2 separate regions of the Mus musculus genome follow, and region 1 is linked to region 2. Evidence: chromatin loops called from intact Hi-C (ENCODE). Cell type or tissue: heart. All regions are shown on one strand. Links, peaks and the distances in the headings refer to the core of each region. The heading gives the core; the rest is flanking DNA. Region 1 has its middle 8.7 kb from the start of Pfkl. Region 2 overlaps Rrp1 (ribosomal RNA processing 1 homolog (S. cerevisiae)).

Region 1 (9,635 bases), core at 728-8,727, 380 kb after region 2:
CATGAAAATTGTTATGAAAATTTCTTGCAGCCTCTACCGGGGATGATAGGGCAGCAGCCACCACTTTAGTGGCCTTATCTGCCAAATCATTTCCCAGAGCCATGGGGCCAGGTAGGCCTGAATGGGCTCTAACATGAGTAATATAAACAGGAGATCTTCTAGATAACAAAACTAATTGTATCTGCTGAAAAATATTGGCAACTCTACTGGAAGGCTTAATCACTCCAGCCACTTCTAAAAGATTTACTGCATTAACCACATAATAGGAATCTGACACAATATTAAGGGGTTTTAAAAAGGTTTTTAAAACTTCTAAGACCACTAAACATTCTACCACTTGAGGTGAATTTTCATTATACTGTTTGGATACCACTTTACCATTAGCCACATAGGCACCTATGCCAGTTTTTGATCCATCAGTATATACCACAATCCCATTTTTAAGTGGGTTTCTTACTGTTATTTGTGGAAACACAACAGATTGATTTTGGGCAAACTGTAAGATTGGATGTTTTGGATAATGGTTATCTATTTTTCCTGAAAAGGAGGTAACTAAAACTGCCCAATCATTAGATGTGGCTGCCAAGGTTTGAACCTGTGCAGCGGTATAAGGTACAATTAAAAGATATGGACTTTGCCCAAAGTGGGTGATTGCTGCTTTTAGACCTTTAAGGGTAAGCTGTGCAATTGCATCAGGATACCAATCTATTATTTTAGCTGGGGATACGTTTGGATGGATCCACAACAATGGCCCATTCTGCCACAAAACTGCAGTTGGCAATTGTGCTGTCTTAAAGACACACAAACTGAAAGGTTGCGAATCCTCAATACGTTGTAATTGTGCATTCTGTAAGGCCTTTTCCACTTTTTGTAAGGCCTGGTTAGCAGCTAGAGTAAGAGTCCTAGGGGAGGAGATATGAGGATCTCCTTCTAAAATACTAAACAAAGGCCTTAACTCAGCGGAAGGAATCTTTAAAAAAGGTCTGAGCCAATTAATATCTCCCAACAGCTTTTGAAAATCATTTAAGGTATGGAGGTGATCTCTTCTTATCTCTACCTTTTGGGGCACAATCTTATCTGGGGACACCACAGAGCCCAAGAATTGTCCTGTATCAGAAATTTGGACCTTTTCTGTGGCTATCTGTAAACCCCACTGACTTAAAGTTTTAAGTAGAAAAGGATATGCCTTTTGTAGCATGGTAAGGTCTTTATGGCACAGGAGGATGTCATCCATGTAAAGGAGCAAAATTAAAGAGGGGAATTGTTCCCTCATTGGCAAAAGAGCTTTTTGCACATAAAGCTGGCACATTGTAGGACTATTGGACATCCCCTGTGGTAAGACCTTCCATTGATACCTCTTATCAGGTTTAGCAGAATAAGCTCTCTGACCCGTTAACAAGTCAAAAGTCCAATCTCTCTGCTCTGGAGTTAAAGCAGCAGCGTTTGCTCGGTCCTGCGCCTGTGCAGCCTCTCGCCACAGAGATCTCCATTCCAAATATTTGCCCATATTAGGGAGAGCGGCTTTTGCAATCATTTGCCAGTCGGCAGGAGTTAGTGCCATGCCGGCAAGCCTGTCTAACTGCACCAAGGTAAAATTAGCATTAATTCCATATTTAATCTGCACATATTCTACCGGAGCGTGGACACGCCCACCCTCGGCTCCTTCAAAGACTGGAAATGCCTGTTGTATTTTCCTTTGTTCCTCTCGGGGAATGAATGAGTCTGCGCACTGCCTCTCTGCGCACTGCCTCTCTGCGCATTGTTGACGCACTACGGGCTGACGCACTACGCAGGGCGGGGACTCCGCATAGGGCGGGAGTGCACCTGGTAGCCGATTGCCCTGAGGCCAATCAGCAAACTGGCCTTCGCCAGCCGCTTTTGGCTTTTTCCTTAAATGACTAGTTAGCACTTTACTTGGCGGCTGGTATCCTTTTCTTTCATAATGAGCCGCTTCTTCCTCCCAGTCTGTTTCCTCAGAGGAGGATTCTTCATCTGCTTCAGAACTACTAAGAGCTGGCTTCCTGAGCTCATCTAGTGACGAGTATCTCCTAGAGACCTCCGCTAATTGATCTTTCTTCTTTTCCCTTTTTCCTCTTTTTCTTCTAATCTCTCTCCAGGTATTCCTACCTAACCTTAACTTTTCCTCGGGTTCAAGACCCTTGGAAAGGCCTGTATACTTAGTTTGTGTACTACATTTTCTTTTTGCTCCTACTTTCTCTCCCCGCTTTACTTCTGATAGATTACCCTGAATTTCCTCTAGAATTTTCAGCCCTGCCTTAACCACTATATAACATGTGAAAAGGAACAAAAGGGCTCCTAACACTAGAAAAAGTTCAAGGCCAAACATACCTGGTAAAGCCATTTCTCACTTCCGTTCCCCAGCTGATGAGTTCTGAATTCGGCAGTTGAATCCTTCTCAACAGTCTGTTTTATGGGAACACTTTATCACCGTCGTTCCCCAGCTGATGAGTTCTGAATTCGGCAGTTGAATCCTTCTCAACAGTCTGTGTTACGGGAACCTTTATCACCGTCGTTCCCCAGCTGATGAGTTCTGAATTCGGCAGTTGAATCCTTCTCAACAGTCTGTGTTACGGGAACCTTTATAAACGTGATCCGCAGTTCTGGTTCCGGAATGAGGGATCCTCCTTGCGCCAGTCCCGAGTTTTTTTCTCGTCCCGGAATTCGGCACCAATTGTTATTAGACGCGTTCTCACGACCGGCCAGGAAGAACACCACAGACCAGAATCTTCTGCGGCAAGGCTTTATTGTTACATCTTCAGGAGCAGAGTGCAAGAAGCAAGAGAGCAAGAAGCAAGAGAGAGCGAGAAGCAAGAGAGCGAAAAAGCAAGAGAGAGAAGCAAGAGAGAGAGAGAGAACGAAACCCCGTCCCTCTTAAGGAGCATTCTCCTTCGCCTCGGACGTGTCACTCCCTGATTGGCTGCAGCCCATCGGCCGAGTTGACGTCACGGGGAAGGCAGAGCACAAGTAGTCATAAGATACCCTTGGCACATGCGCAGATTATTTGTTTACCACTTAGAACACAGCTGTCAGCGCCATCTTGTAACGGCGAATGTGGGCGCGGCTCCCAACAGCCATTACAGATGGTTGTGAACTCAGGACCTCAGGGAGAGCAGGCAGTGCTCTGAACCGCTGAGTCATCTCTCTAGACCTTTATTTTGGTTTTTCAGTACAGGATTTTTTCTGGGGAGCCCCCATGATCCTGGAACTCACTCTGTAGAACAGGCTGGCCTGGAACTCATGTAGATCCACCTGACCTGCCTCTGCCTTCCAAGTGCTGGGACCACCACCTGTCAAGAATTCTGCTGAGTCAGTTTGAAGTGTCCCTGACCCACCCATTCCAGAATCTGATCTCTCTCTCTCCCTCTCCTCCCACTTCTCCCTGCTCACCCCCCCCCCCCGTGTGTGTGTGTGTGTGTGTGTGTGTGTTTAGGTAGGTATGTAGCTGAGCAGGTGCTCTCTCTAGCTCTTCCACTGCAGCATCTCTGCATGGACATCTTTATCAAATGCTGTGAACACCACAGGACCAACAATAGCTTCCCCCTCTGCAGGAGGCTGCCCTGAGCTAGGCTTTGTGCTGGGCTGTCCACGATTGGGAATGAATAGCTATGAGCAATTTGTGTCCGTCCTCTCCCCCACCCTCGCCCCCAGGTACCTGTGTGGGACCCCAAGTTCTGATGAGGGTCACTGGAGAAGCAGATGAAAGAATGTACAGGATGTTGAGCCAGCCTGGCCTGTGTGAAGGCAGCACTTCTTCTGGAAGCCATTCCCCTACAGGATGGACGGTGTGTGTGTGTGTGTGTGTGTGTGTGTGTGTGTGTGTGTGATGTGGGGGTGTGGTGTAAGCTTGACCCTGAATTGTCCTTGGGTGAAAAGCACAGCTGGCCAGAGGCCCCCCACCTTGTGACTGCAGTGCTCAGATCCTGATCCGGGGCTTGCTTGCTTTCTTTCTTTCTTTCTTTCTTTCTTTCTTTCTTTCTTTCTTTCTTTCTTTCCTTCTTTTTTAAATTTAATATATAATGACAGATTTTTTTCAAGATGAAGGAGATTTCAATTCTTGTAAATTGTCAGTGATGTGGGGATTTGAAGGATCCCCAGGAGCTAACAGGGGACCTGGGTCCAGGCCACAAGTCCTCAGACTGCTGATTCCCACCTGTTGCTTAGCTACGCGTGCCCAGCCTTCCAGGGTGGCAGAGTCGGCGCTTCCACGAATGTGTAATTCAGCTCAGCCGAGGGCCACCCTTAGCCTCGCTACCAAAGAGGCAACTACAGGAGAAAGCCTCGGAATAAGCGCCTTATCTTTCCAGGCGAAATGGGGGTGGGGTGCAAAAACAGCGTTCAAGGTCGACTCACGCTGTGGGTTGCAGCTCTAGCGGTAAGGGCACAGCGCCACCTGGTGGCGACCGGCACTACTGAGAATAGCGGCCGGCTGTGATATTCAGCTACTAAAAGCAAATTAAGTCTGAGATTAGTAGGGGGGAAATACACAGGAACTGGGTTTTGTGATGATTTCTAATATTTTATTTATTTTCATGTTACATGTGTAGATGTTTCCCCTGTGTGCTGTCTAGTTTTATATCAACTTGGACATAAGCTAGAGTCATTTGGGAAGCGGGAACCTTAGTTGAGAACACGCCCCTACTAGACTGGCTGTGGGCAAGTCTTTGGGGGCATTTTCTTGATTAATGATTGATGTGGGTGATGCCAACCCCGGGCAGGTAGTTCAAGGTTGTAGCAAGCCAGTGAGCGAGTTTCCTCCACAGCCTCTGCTTGAGTCCCTCCGATGATACACTGCAGTTTGTGAGATGAAGCAAACCCTTTCCTCCCCAGTCAGGACGCTTTATCACAGCAATAGAAACCCTAACTAAGGCGTGAAAACTATGCTCCTAAAAATGTGTGTGTATGCTGGGCAGTGGTGATAGACTCAAGGCCAGCCTGCTCTACAGGAGTCCCAGGGCAGCCAGGGGTACACAGAGAAACCCTGTCAAAAACAAACATACAAACAGAAAGCCCCCCCCCCCCCAGTGGCTTTGAGTCTTTAAAGACATTACTACTTTGCATGTATGAGTATTTTGCCTGCACGAACATCTGTATACTACAAGCATGCCTGGTGCCCTGAGAATTAGGAAGAATGTATCTGATCTTCTAGAACTGACTGCAGTTACAGGTAGCTGTGAGCCATACCATGTGGGTACTGGGACTGAGCCCAAATTACCTGTAAGAGCTGGTGGTGCGCTCTATCTATCTATATATATATTATATATCACATATATATAATCATATATATATATGATTTTTAAGTTCTGTTTATTTATTTTATGTATGAGTACACTGTAGCTGTCATCAGACACCAGAAGAGGGCATTGGAACCCATTACAAATGGTTGTGAGCCACCATGTGGTTTCCTGGAATTGAACTCAGAACCTCTGGAAGAGCAACTAGTGCTCTTAACGGCTGAGCCATCTCTCCAGCCCTTATTTATTTGTTTTACGTATGTGAGTACACAGTAGCTGTCTTCAGACACACCAGAAGAGGGCATCAGATCCCATTACACATGGTTGTGAGCCACCATGTGGTTGCTGGGAATTGAACTCAGGACCTCAGGAAGAGCAGCTAGTGCTCCCAGCCACTGTGCCTGAAGCCCCATGTGTCCATCTGTCCAGCACAGGCAGCCTCAGCACACCTTTGCCCAGTGAGTAGCCTGAGCATCCCATGTGGTGAGGAGGTGGCAGTCAGTCCTGGCTCTCTCATCAGTACCACTAGATTCATTCTACTCAGGAGGGGCTGGAGATGGTGCCTGGGAGCAGGCGGGGAGAGCAGCCCTGCTTGAGTGACAGGCCTCCAGGATAAGAGCCTCTAGACCTGGCTCCTGCTCTCCCTTGTGGTGTGAAATAGTCGGTAGTGTGAATATTTTAATAAATTCTGCGATGCAGTTATTTCCCACCTTTGACCATTTATGTTCCTGGATGAAACACACACAAACACTCAAAGCCTTTATATTTTAATATATCTTAAGTAGCACGGGACAACTACCTACCCTCCATGCTGCTAGAATTTTACTCCTAACCATAACTCAAGTTATTATTTACTGTATGCTTCATCCAATAGCCAGCCCACATGGCCACATTAAAATGGTGCAGCTAACCCCTGGTGGCTCCTTTCTCCTCTCCAGCACTCTCTTCTAAGGAATGGCGGCTCCCTCTCCTTCCTTGTAGTGGTCCCAAGCCCTGGAACCCTAAACCCCGCCTATTCTCTTCTCCTCAGCTATTGGCTGCTGGCATCTTTTTTTACCAATCAGAATTATCTGGGGCAGGGTCTCTCTCATGCAAACAGTTTTGGGGGGACCCAAATTAACATTAGAAAACAAGCAGCATTAGGGCAAACCAATCTCTCTGCCTCCCTACCCTCACACATGCCTGGTCCCTGGATAGCCCTACTGCACATCACACACATCAGTTGTCTTCTCTCTGTGCCCACTGTCACTGATCCTGTGGCATCTCTCAGCCCCCAGCCACTTCTCTCTAGCTCCTCTGCCCCTAGCCCTGCCCACCCCTGCTCCTCTCCCTCCTCCCAGAGTTGATTCTTAAGGAGCACAAGCCATTTTACCACTGCCTCTGATAACCATGCTTATTTCCTAGAGCAAAATGGAAGACCGGAGAGACCAAAACCGAGCCTAGCTGATCTCAAAGGTTGCCCACATTGCAGGGCCAGGTCAAAGTTTCCCCCATGTGGCTGGAGGCAGGCCCAGCTTCTGTTGTCTGCAGACAGAGCCCTCCTCGGTCTCCCTGCCTGCCTGCCTCTGAGCAGAGCCTCACCCTGACTGGCCTCGGCACTGATGTTGCAGAGCCCGTGTTTCCTTGTTTCAGGGTGACCCTTAACTGTATCTTGAGCTAGAAGCACAGAGACATGTGTCTAGTGGGAGTGGATGTGAGGCTCACTGTGGGCAATATGTGGGTGATAGACAGGAATCTGGGGTGTTTCTGCAGTCAAGCTGGTGGCTAAATTGGGCAAGAGCAGACCAGAAAGGTCTCCCCTGACTCAAACAAGCTAATCTGCTCCTTTCCAGACTGTTTTTGGCTTTTTTTGTTTTTAAAGATTAATTTATTTATTTCATGTATGTGAGTACACTGTCGCTGTCTTCAGACACACCAGAAGAGGGCATTGGATCCCCATTACAGATGGCTGTGAGTCACCATGTGGTTGCTGGGAATTGAACTCAGGACCTCTGGAAGAGCAGTCAGTGCTCTTGACCGCTGAGCCATCTCTGCAGCCCGCCTTCCAGACTGTTAAGTTACAGTCACAACTACCTGTAACTCCAGTTCCAGGATTACAGACATAAATATAGGCTTGCACTAAGCACGGTGTAGCCCTGAGTCTGTGAAGGAGCCTGGTCTTCCCTGACCCAGCCAGTCTCTAGGGATCTGGAGGGTCAGTAATAGAACCAAATCCAGGTACTGTCTGTGGCCTAATCCTAGCACTGGGTAGACCAAGGCAGGAGGGTACAAGATCAAGGCCAGTTAGGAAGTCAAAGTGAGTTCAAGGTTAGTCTGGGCTACAATAGCTCCTCCTCCCCAGATAAAAAGGAACATTCATAGCAAAAATAGCTCTGGCCAACAAAGGCATGACTGCAGACAGGGAGACTATTATGCAAGGTTAGAACTTCTTGTAAGGGACATTATCTGAAAGCGGAGCAACAGGGAATTAGGAAATAGGCAAGAATGTTAAGAAATGCCAACTCTTGACCAAGGAAATCCAAGGCAGAAACACTAGGTATCCAGAAAGGGTCAGGGGGACACAGAAGGGAGAAGTAGTGATCAGGCAGTAAGTAAAGAAATCTGGGAGGCCTGCATGCTCACTGAGGGTCTGGGAAGCAGACCTACTCTGTCAGCCTCTTCCGATGGACGTGATTTACAACATCTGGAAGAAGATACCTACAACTTCTGGAAAGGAAGTCTTAGGTCATTTGCCAGGGGTCAGAAGGACTGACTGACTCCTTCCCAGCAATGCTGAGAATAAGAGAGGTTTGAACAAGCCTTCCCAACCTTGTGGGCAAACAATTTTAGTTCTCAGATCTGTGTAGATTGTTTCTGTGAAGCATCCAGGTAGACAGTTTCATGGTCTCGGGAGAAGAACAACTTACCTGGGCACATTGCCGAGGGAGCACCGAATCTAAAATCAGGGAGGAAAGAGAGAGGGATCCATGGGCAAACGGATAGGAGCCTGATCAAGTCTAACTAGAAGCTTCACCCCTACTGCCTGGCATTCATGGTACTGGAAGGTACTCCGCAGATGACCAGAGGAGAAAGGAAATCCTCAACCAAGCTACTGAACCCCGCGATCTACAACATTAACCTGCCGCCACAATATGTTACTGCAATAGTGGTAAAGATGTTATCGGCGTAACCAAGCACTTAAACAACTTTCCTGAGATTATGATTTATTACAACATGTCTCCCTTATCCTTTCACCCTCCAAACCCTTTCAGATACCTTTTCCCCACACGTCTTTAAATTCATAGCTTCTATTTCCCAACCACATTTTTTTTTTTGGTGTTTCGAGACAGGGTTTCTCTGTGTAGCCCTGGCTGTCCTGGAACTCACTCTGTAGACCAGGCTGGCCTCGAACTCAGAAGTCCTCCTGCCTCTGCCTCCCGAGTGCTGGGGATTAAAGGCTTGTGCCACCACACCCGGCTCCAACCACATTTTTGAACGGGTTTATTGAGATGGAATTCACACCCGGCACTGCTAAAGTAGCCAAGAACCCGAGGCTAAACAGGTCGTGGGCCTAGGAGGAAAGCTAATACTATTATTCTGCTAAAGGAACATAGCATTAGAATGACTTGTGATGGGGCTGGAGAGATGGCTCAGGGTTAAGAGCACCAACTACTCTTCCAGAGGTCCTGAGTTCAAATCCCAGCAACCACATGATGGCTCACAACCATCTGTAATGAGATCTGATGCCCTCTTCTGGTATGTCTGGAGACAGCTACAGTGTACTCATATACATAAAATAAATTAATAAATATTTAAAAAAGGAAAAGTTTTTTTTTTTTTGTTGTTGTTCTTGGTTTTTTGTTGTTGTTGTTGTTTTTTAGACAGGGTTTCTCTGTATAGCCCTGGTTGTCCTGGAACTCACTCTGTAGACCAGGCTGGCCTCAAACTCAGAAATCCACCTGCCTCTGCCTCCCAAGTGCTGGGATTACAGGCATGAGCCACCACTGACTGGCTTCTTTTCTTTTTCTTTCTTTCCTTCTCTCTCTCTCTCTCTCTCTCTCTCTCTCTCTCTCTCTCTCTCTCTTTCTTTCTTTCTTTCTTTGGAAAATATTGTATAATTTTATTTATTTATGCTGTATTGTTCAAGATAGGGTTTCTCTCCATAGCCCTGAACATCCTGGAACTTCCTCTGTGGACCAGGCTGGCCTCAAGATCAGAGATCCACCTGCCTCTGCCTCCTAAGTGCTGGGATTAAAGGCGTGCACCACAATGGTTGGCTTATGAAAAAGCTAAACAATAATAAAAGAATCTTGACAAAAAGCACTTAGGGTTTATTTGGCTTACGATTCCAGGTTCCAGTCCATCAGTTCGAGCAAGGTCTCTCACTCACTAAGGACGACTTAT
Region 2 (9,635 bases), core at 1,028-9,027:
CTGCACGCTCTCCTTGTAAATGGCCTCTCACTGGCTCTGGGTTTGGGCCAGGTGTCTGGTTGCAGTGGGCCTAGCTTGGCTTTCTTTGTCTTGATGCTGTGGTCATGGAGTCTCAGTGAGGGTCTTCTTTCAGCTTTGGTGCCAGCTTTAGTGGCCCCCTTCTTGTGGGTCAGCAGGCACACTGCCTGGCATCCTGTGTGTCTTGCCTGTCTTTCTCTTAACTTCTCTTTCTTGGTAGCCCAGACATCCTAAGAGTTTCTCAGAGGAGACCCCTTGATGCCTGCTCATGGCTCATCAGCCACTCTGCACAGCAAACCATCCTGCAGCCGTTGTCCTTGCCAAAGTGTCCCACAGCACTGTTGTCCACAAGCCTTCACTTACAACTATGCTGAGTGGCCTGTGGGGGCACACACCTATACCGTAGCACTTGGGAGGCTGAGGCAGGAGGATTGCCCACGTTCAGGGCTATCCTGGGCTGTGAAGGGAGAACCAGACCACTAGAGCTAACATAACAAGGCCCCGTTTTAACTCTGCTCCACACCAGGAAGGCACTGCTGGCACAGTTCTGAGCACACAGCTCAGCTCAGTGTTCCAAGCTAAGCCAAGCATTGCTCCAGTGGTCCCTGGCCTAACCCACTGCTGGGATAACTGCAGTCTGCCTTTGCTGCCCAAGGTGCCCACTGACCTACACCCTTCCCCTGGGATGCCTTTCCTCATCTCTACACTCCCCATGAGCCCAGCTCCTTGTCCCCTCCCCAGCCTGTGTCAGTGCACGACCAAGAGGGTCCTCAGTGCTTGGTGTTGGTATTGGGGTGCCCCTACACTAGGCATGGTACCTTGAGCTCAGGTTCCGTATTTGTTTTTAGGCACCGCACATAGGGCTGGCCCTGAGGCAGACAAGGAACAGGCGTGGGATGACGAGGAGAACGCTGGCCCTGTCCTCCAGGTAGGCATCCATGTCTAGGCCACACGGTTAGCCTTTACCTTCCAGCCCCACTGCCGGGGGAAGGAGAGCAACGGAGATGAGCAGACAGCCTTCCTGGAGGCTGGCTTTCAGGGAAGGATGGGTAACTCCTGCTCACTGCTGAGAGACTGATGTAGGGCTCCTGCTGCCCTCCTGTGGCATTCCTCATGCTTTAAGCAGGTAGCCTGCACCCCTAGGTCTGCCTCTATTGTTGGGGTGCTGGCCTCGAACAGGGTAGCACAGACTTAGTGATCTGCATTTGGGTCATAGCTCTGAGTCAGCTCAGAGGACGGGTCAGGTGGATCGGGGCGGTCAGCGGATGTCAGTAAGGCTTCAATGCTGACAGCCTGTCACATGAGTAGGTTTGAGTATTTTGGTTATATAGGATGTGTTGATCTCTTTTCATTTGGTTTCTTCCTACCTGTCTGCTCTGGCTAGTTGGGAGTTAAAATCAGAGGGACTTTAATCTCTGCACTTTAGTAGTGAGCTCTATGCCAGCCACACAGTAAGTCCCTGCCTCAAAAAGAAATGAAGTTGGAGAGCAGGCTGCCTTCTGAAGTCTGCTGCTTCCTTGGGGCAGGCAGGGGTGGTGCCTGCTGGGTTGTAGTCTCTGTCTGCAGGCTTTGCTGGCAGATGCTGAGCGAGATGAGTCCGTTTCCGTGGCCAAGCAGAGAATGCCTGTGATGGCCATGTGTCTCCTCAGCCCAGGGAGGTGGGGTTTTGTGTTTGGTCATGTGGACATGAACTGAATCTTGTATTTCTCACATCTTTTGAAACAGTTTGACTACGAGGCACTTGCTAACAGGCTGTTCAAGCTCGCCAGTAGACAGAGCACCCCTTCTCAGAACAGGAAGCGCCTCTACAAAGTGATCCAAAAGTGAGTCAGGAGGCCTGTCTCGCCTCCCCCTGCTGCCTCCTCACAGCAGTCACTGCCTCTCATGTGTGTTGTCCTGTGAGGTGGCCTGAGCAAGGGGAGTCAGGAGCTGGTCCCCCGTGAGGACTAGACTAGCTGAGTGCTGATGTTGTCTGTCTTCTCTTTCAGGCTGCGGGAGCTGGCTGGAGGTGAGGATCTGGTGGGCACTGAGGTGGTCCCTCCAATACACATGTGCATTTGCGCACATGCGCAGAGCATGCGAAATGTCTGCAGCGACCTGTGTCTCGGTGGGGGAAGGGTTAGGCTCAAAGGCTCCACAGCACTCACTGTTCCTCTGAGGTCACTGAGGGGTGCTTCCTGAGGCCATGAACTCATGTCTGGTATTTGGAGGTGAAGCTCACACTGTGTTTGTGTGTTGTGCATGTGATGGGTTTTACCAGCGCCCAGGAGGCCCCACTGCGCATGTGTAGCTTCGTGCACTCCCAGCATTAGCCTGTACTGTCCGGCTGGAATAGACAGTGGCATAGCACATGTGCCTCAGGTGGCCTCCATATTTCCCTGGCCCTGAGCTGGGTCTGTGGGGACCGTGACACAGAATGGAGCTGACCTATCCCCTCAGCACCCTGACTGCCACCCTGGTTCTCAGGCACTTTCCCAGAGGATGATGTCCCTGAAAAAGCCTACAAGAAGATGCTGGAAGGGAGGCGGGAACGGAAGAAGAAAAAGAAGCGCTTGCCCAAACCTCAGCCCCAGAATAAGGAAGGTAGGATCCTGGGTGATGATTAACACATGGGCTGGCTCACCTCCCTTGTCTCCCCTGCCTGTCCTGCCTATGCTTAAGGCTTCCCTTCATGCACAGACCCCCACAGTGCACCTGGCCTGGGGACCACCCTCAGCCCTTGGTGCCTGTGCTCTCTTTGACTGTCTTGCCATCTTTGATCAGAGCCTCGTCTGCCTCGTCTCCTTAGTGGTCCTGAGCCTCTTCCCATGTAACTGTTGGTTTCAGGTTTCTAGCCCTGCCTTCCTGCTGTGTATGTGCTAGCCTGTGACACTCTTGCTAAAGACTGTCCAGGGCTTGCTGTGCATTGTTGGTGGCCCTGCCTGAGCTGACAGTCTTTTCAGGGGTTAACCTGGTCATATGCTAACCTAGGATCTGCCATCTGCCCTGCCAAAGGTCACTGCATTCACCCTGTCTCTGGCCCAGCTATCTCCACACTGAGGCCCATACATATTGGTCCCAGCTGGGCAGTATCTTCTCACCAGCCTGCCCTTGGCATGGCCCCAGCCTCAGCCCAGACACCGTCTTTCAGCTCTGACACAGCAGGTTGAGTTAATGTTTGCTGGTCCTGGGGGTACGGCCCCTGGCCCTCTTGTCAGATAGCCATCTCTACCTCTCTTCCTGCACTGTCTTCACACCCTGCTCCATGTCTGGGCCCTTCACCCTGTCCTCTGGCTAGTCTTTCTGGAGATCAGTTCCTGAGCCCTCCCTGGGATCATCCTGGGACCCAGGATGAAGCTCACCCTGGTCAGCAGCCATAGCTGGTGCTGTCCCCAGTGCTGGCACTGCCGTGACTGAAGGACACCATATTGTCCCAGGAGTTTGCTCACAAGCCTTACTTTGTCCACAGCGGGGAGTGAGGCAGAATCCTCAAGTGCAGACCCAGGCCCAGGAAGGAAGAGGAAGAGGAACAGGAAAACGGATGAGAAGGCTGGCCAAGGGGGTCCTCCTGGGAAGAGGAGGAAGCCCGGGGCTAGGGCAAAGGGGGCTGGGGCCCAGCAACCCAAGAAGAGGATACAGTCATCACAGAGTGCAGAGTGAGGTGCACAGCCCAGGCTGGCACATGGTGGAATGGGGCAGGATACCTGGGCATGCTCCTGCAGCCTCTGAATGCCGAGGTTCTGAGCGTCCGTCCTATAGGGGAGGAGCAGGAGGAGGACGGAAGAAACTCTTGGTTTAGTCCCAGCCTTTAAGCATGATCCTGCCTCAGAGCCATGACCTGCATCTCAGAAAAACACTCAACATTTCACTTGTACATATGCTATGGCTGTGCCTGATCCTAGCCAGAGAGGCCAGAAGATCTGGAGACTGAGTCCAGCCTGGGTTGCAGAGTAAATCCCTGTCTCAGCTTCCCTCCACCATAGTCAGGAAAACAAAACCAAGTAACTGTGTGGTCACTGTCCCCTCCACCCTTGGCTGCCCACAAATAAACTGCGGGTCCTTACAGCACATGGCTGCTTCTCCCATTTTTGGATGTGTGTGTGTGTGTGTGTGTAGGGGTATAGCAGATGTCACTTCCTGGGTGAGGTGTGTATTTTCATCTTACTTTTGAGTTTATGTGCATCTGAGAACCCTTGCAATAGAGCCTGCCCGTGGGTTCATGCTCTGTGCTCCTATCTCAGACTTGCATTGTTGAGGGTTTTCAGGAGGTTCCTGAGACTGAAGTGACAGGGCCATGGCAGGAGAGCCTGGCTGTTGTCACCACCTCTCTTTGGGACACTGTACACAGCATTTATAGAGACCCCAGCTGGCAGCCTGAGCATGACCTGACTGGGCTCTTATTCTGAATAGAGCAGACTCAAGCCCTGCTGCTATGGGCTTGTCCCTTCCTTGGGGTCACTACTGGGGCATCCAGGGCTGCAGGAGGCCAGGTCATGGGAGGAAAGACAGTGCCTAAGCAGTCTCTGCCCCTGGACGCTGTGGTAGCCTAAGCACATCCCAGAGTGCACAGGAGACAGCATTGGGTGGTGTGGGTCACCATTCTGAGAGAGCTGCTTAGGACAGTCACTGGGTGTGACACCCTGGTTCTAATTGAGTGAGGCCCTGGGTTCTACGCCTGTTTCCCCTGGGGGAGACCTGCAGCCAGCACCACCATGTGAAGCACTTCTATGTCTGCAGTCTCTTTAGTAACTGCTTGACTCCAGACAAGAATCACCAAGTCCCTCAACATTGACTGTGGATCTTGACTGATGGAGATCAGGCAGTGCCATGCACCCCAGAGGATAACATTATCTGTGCGAAAGTGGCCATCTTCAATCCCGTGTTCACAGCTTTGAGAGCAGTCACAAGGCACATACCCACTGTCTCATTCGTGAGATAACAGGATATTCTCAGAACTGGGCAGCCGCCAGCAGTTACACATCTGTTACGCCTGGTGAGCCTGCTCCCTGGGTCGGCAGCCTCTGATCTGCGTCATGTCGGTGGGGGGTGGGGGTGGGGCTGCTCTGCACAGGCGCACTTGGGATTGTGCAGTGATGCATGGTCTTTGCATGTCACTGAGCTGTTCTCAGGGCTCAGGCCTCTTTACTGCTCTCGGGGGGTGGGGGGGAGACACCCAGGAGTGCAGCTGCCTGGGCAGCTGTTTGAAGAACCACCAGGCTTTTCTGCAACTCACCTGTTGCGGGTCTTCCGAATGACAGCCCCTGCTCCCAGTGTGAACCCTCGCCTGTCAGTCCGCGGCTTGGCCTCCGACATACAGCCCCAGACTATGGGGGTGAACCAGGCGACCCAGCAGTACCCCCTGTTCACAGTGTGGGAACTTGCCATGCCCTGTCCTGTTGGGTGTGGCAGTTCATGCGGATGCTCACCTGGCTACCTTGTTCTTTTCTGGGCAGTCCAGTTGATCTAAGGAGGTGATGGACCAGGAGAGGCTCTGCCTCTTTGACTGTGTGACCTCCATCAGAAAACAGGCCCCTCCCCAAGCCCATACACACATGAACAGACACATACACACATGAACACAAACACACATGAACACACACACACATGAACACACAGGAGAAAAGGAATTTCTTGGTACTGATGGGGAGGTGGGTTTCAGGACCCCCACAAACACTGAGCATCACCAACACTAAAATCCCTAACTAACACTAAAATCTCCAAACTATCTTCACAGAACCCCATAGAACTTCCTATGTACTTCATGTTCACTCTTGGTACAAGGCAAAAGTCTACACCAATGGCTGCCATGCTTTGTTAAAGGAAATAAGGGGTGAGGGGAGGCACATGCAAGTTCAGTGCAGACCATACTCAATGTGAAACTGTTGCTTTTGGACAGTTTGCATCTACAGGTATTTGAGTCCCCAAGTTGAGAGCCTGTAGTAGTTACAGAGAGGTGGACTGAATGTAATTTATTTTTAATATTTTTCCAACCTGGCGGTGGTGGTACATACTTTTAACTCCGGCACTCAAGAGGCAGAGGCAGGAGACTCTCGAGTTCGAGGCTAGTCGAACAAAACAACACACACACACACACACACACACACACACACCTTTCATTGCAATAGGGATGATGTCTGAAGGCCACAGAGCAAGCAAAAACCCAAGCTGGGGATATTATGGCTTGGATCAGCTCTGAAGGCTATCCTGGGGCCCTGAAGGTTTTCTCTTAAGATCACCAGGGGATCAAACAAGAAGACAAGAACAGCCCCACACACTCACACCACGCGGGGGGGGGGGATTGCCTGCTTTATTAAGAGCCTATTGAATTAAATGTCAAGCTCATCTATTTCTACGCTTTCTTAACTGCCCCACTGGTTTTGATGTGGGCTCTGACCCTCATGTGAGTCTGTGCCCAGAGAGGATGCTTCTGCTGGACCCAGACCTCAGGAACCTAGCCTGTTCACATTCTCCCTTTCTCTGTTAGACTCCTCCCCACAGGCTCTGACCAAACCTTAAGGTTCTATTCCTGGCAGGACCACCCACCCAGGACCCACCCCTTCCTTACCTGCTCGCTCAGGGTTTCTGTTGCTGTGATGAACACCATGACCAAAAGCAATCTGGGAAGGAAGGACATCAGGGCAGGAACCTGGAGGCAGGAGCTGACAGAGGCCACAGAGGAGTGCTGCTTACTGGCTTGCTCTCACATTGCTTGCTCAGTCTGCTTTTTATAATGCCCAGGGCCACCAGCCCAGGGGTGGCACCACCCACATGGGCTGGGCCATCCTACATGACCAGGAAAATGTCCTACAGGCTTGCCTACTGGCCTTTCAGGGTCATTTCTCAATTGAGGCACCCTCCCTCCAGACAATGATAGCTTATGTCAAGTTGGCAAGAAACTCTTTGTCAACTTGACAGAAATGTCACTATTAAGCCACAACCTTTTTTTTTCTCACACATTAATATCAGCATCACAATATAAAACAAACTTAAGAAGTTCCATGGTCTTAGAAATTCAAACACTATAAAAGTTCAGTATCTTTTTTTTTTTTCTTTTTTGAGACAGGGTCTCTTTGTATATATATCCCTGACTGTCCTGGAACTCATTCTGTAGACCAGGATGGCCTTGAACTCAGAAATCCACCTGCCTCTGCCTCCCAAGTGCTGAGATTAAAGGCGTGCCCCACCACTGCCTGGCTAAAAGTTCAGTATCTTTCAAAAATCCTTAGTCTGGGGCTGGAGAGATGGTTCAGCAGTTAAGAGCACTGGCTGTTCTTCCAGAGGTCCTGAGTTCAATTCCCAGCAACTACATGGTGGCTCACAACCATCTGATACCCTCTTCTGATGTGTCTGAAGACAGCAACAGTGCACTCATATGCATAAAAGAAATAAATCTTTAAAGAAAAAAGAAGAAGAAAAAATTTTAAATCCTTAGTCTGGCTGGGCAGTGGTGGTACACATCTTTAGTCCCAGCATTCACAGCCGATTCCTCACACAGTTAAACGGCAGAATACCGTGACCCATGCCTTGCCCTGGGAGGACCACAGGACCCTGCTGAAGGGAGCACCACTCCTTCTTCTCTTCCTGAAGTAGCTGCCAGCAGGTTCTGGCTGGAAATGCGCCCCCACCCCCACCCCTGCTCCTTCCCTTTGCATGTCATTTTCCTCAGCTAGTCCTCAGACACGTCCCCAGGAAGGTCACACTACAGACAGCTCTGCAGCCTGTGCCCATGGACTTGCACACGCATCCGCTATGACATCTCCACCCATCAATCATGCATCTTTGTAGCCTTCCACCTACTCCTCTACCTTCCCTAACATCTAATGTGTATCTCCTATCGTCTTCCCACCCACCATTCCCCTCTACCCATGTTTTAATTGCTCTATCAACCACCACCACCCCTACTGAAATCACCGTGGAGCTCCTTATTGGCAGGGAGCTTTGGTCTGGACCCTGGAGCGGGACAGCCAGCGGGCACGCGGCCTTCTCGCAAGTCCCCAGGTGTAGTTCCAGCATCTGCCTCTAGCGGGCGCCTGGTCTTGGTTAAGGCTCTGGAGGCAGCACACCAGCATCTCCGTTTCTTAAGTACTGGCTGTGGTTTCCATGGGAACAGGCTTCTGGAAGGCAGGGAGGCACTTTCCTCCCAGCACCTCTCAAAAGCTGAAGTGTGCCTTGCCTTTGTTAACTGCGGTCCCGTTGGCAGTCTCTGACTTGCTCTCTGGACAAGTGGTTTTTGTCACGATTTTACTAAATTCTGACTTGATGGAAATTGGAGGCACACCTACTCTCCCTCCCCCAACCCCCTCCCTCTCTTTCTCTCTCCCTGGGATCAATCTAGAAAATGAACTGTTTCGTGAAATAAGCTAAAGTAACCTCTAGCTCATGCTAGAGGGGAGTAGGAAGGACGCCCCCTCCCCCAACCACCCCTAACCAACAACGACGGGCATCAGTTTGCCTTAGGGTCTCTGTGATTGGACTGAGCCAGGCTTTACTGCCTTGATCAGGAAAGGGAAACCCCAGCTGGGATTTCTGCATTAAAGCTGAGACCTCTGATTGATTTCTGTAGGCCTGACCCCAGCAAAGGGATGTGACAAAGGCACCTACCTCAGAGCCCTGCCCAGTCTCAGTGATGCCTGGAGCCTCTGGAAACCCCCTGGGTTGGAAAGGAATCTCTGGGGCTACCAGGTGCAGTCAAGGCAGGAAACCCAGGGTTCCCCTGTGTCAGGTCAGAATCTTGGTCCAAGTGGAGACACATACTGCCCAGAGGGCCAGTGCCACCCAAGTGACTCTCCCAGCCTGTGTGTTGTCCCACCTGCCCACTACTCCCTCTGCCTTCCTAGCTTCCATTCTGTTGATGCACTGTGGACCTCTGGTGTTCAGAAAGCATAGCACTCACAGGGAAGGAGCGCGGGTGGCTGCTTTACTCTAGAAAGTCAAAAACAGCTGGCCGGGCCTGGTGGTGCAAGCCTTTAATCCCAGCACTTGAGGCAGAGGCAGAGGCAGGCAGATCTCTGTGAGTCTGAGGCCAGCCTGGTAGCCTGGTCTACAGAGCAAGTCCCAGGACAGCCAGGGCCATTACACAGAGAAACCCTGACTCAAAACACAAACAAACAAAACCAGCCCTCAGACTGCCTTGTTCCAGTTAATCAGCCCACTGCCTCTGGCTCTCTTCTACACGGGGCCGTTTGTTCTCTCAGGGTGCACTCTCGATGTAACATGCACCATACCCTGGGGTGCAGGCAGGGACCCAGGACCAGGGTGGGGCTACAGAACAAGAGATGGGAATCCTTCCTAGATATACGATTCAGAGAATGCTTAAGAGACCTGCCTTTCTCCCTTCTTCCATTCCCATGGGCACTGTCACACCAGCCATGGCCTGGTTACCTTACTTCACTCACCAGGAAATCAATGCTAAGAAGTTCACACTGTCTCCTGAGTGGTGTGCTCACACCCACCAAGTCCTCACGTCAACTCACTCAGCTGTGTGCCTGCCAACAAACGGTTATCTTTAATTTTTTAAAAATTATTACTGTGTATGGGGGGGGGGAAACATGTGTATGCCTTCGCATTCCTGGGGTGGGGGTCAGAGGATAATTTCTCCAGAGTCGGTTCTCCCACTGTGGGTCAGGGGATGGATCTCA

Evidence for each region. A loop is a pair of places that touch in the nucleus more often than their neighbours do. Peaks named below come from ENCODE experiments on the same cell type or tissue, not always from the same donor. Only the 100,000 strongest peaks of a DNase experiment are listed, where the experiment ranks them.
Region 1: a loop joins it to region 2, with 2.6 times the contacts of the local background. A loop is called at or near these places in 6 of 42 quality-filtered maps.

Annotation. Positions count from the first base shown.
Region 1 is chr10:78,013,682-78,023,316 of GRCm38, reverse strand. No RefSeq gene overlaps it. Among named protein-coding and RNA genes, the nearest start is that of Pfkl, 8.7 kb to the right of the region's middle. In heart, for the core only: a CTCF peak has its summit at 4,425 (motif pointing left); a DNase peak (open chromatin) is centred at 4,336; H3K4me3 peaks cover 408 bases; H3K27ac peaks cover 1,657 bases; H3K27me3 peaks cover 254 bases.
Region 2 is chr10:78,394,816-78,404,450 of GRCm38, reverse strand. Rrp1 (ribosomal RNA processing 1 homolog (S. cerevisiae)) reads left to right here. Exons shown (of 13, transcript NM_010925.2): 9 at 867-946; 10 at 1,744-1,841; 11 at 2,007-2,026; 12 at 2,485-2,601; 13 at 3,467-4,089. The coding sequence ends at 3,657. Among named protein-coding and RNA genes, the nearest start is that of Mir6907, 8.9 kb to the left of the region's middle. In heart, for the core only: a CTCF peak has its summit at 8,011; DNase peaks (open chromatin) are centred at 4,950 and 8,020; H3K4me3 peaks cover 836 bases; H3K27ac peaks cover 940 bases.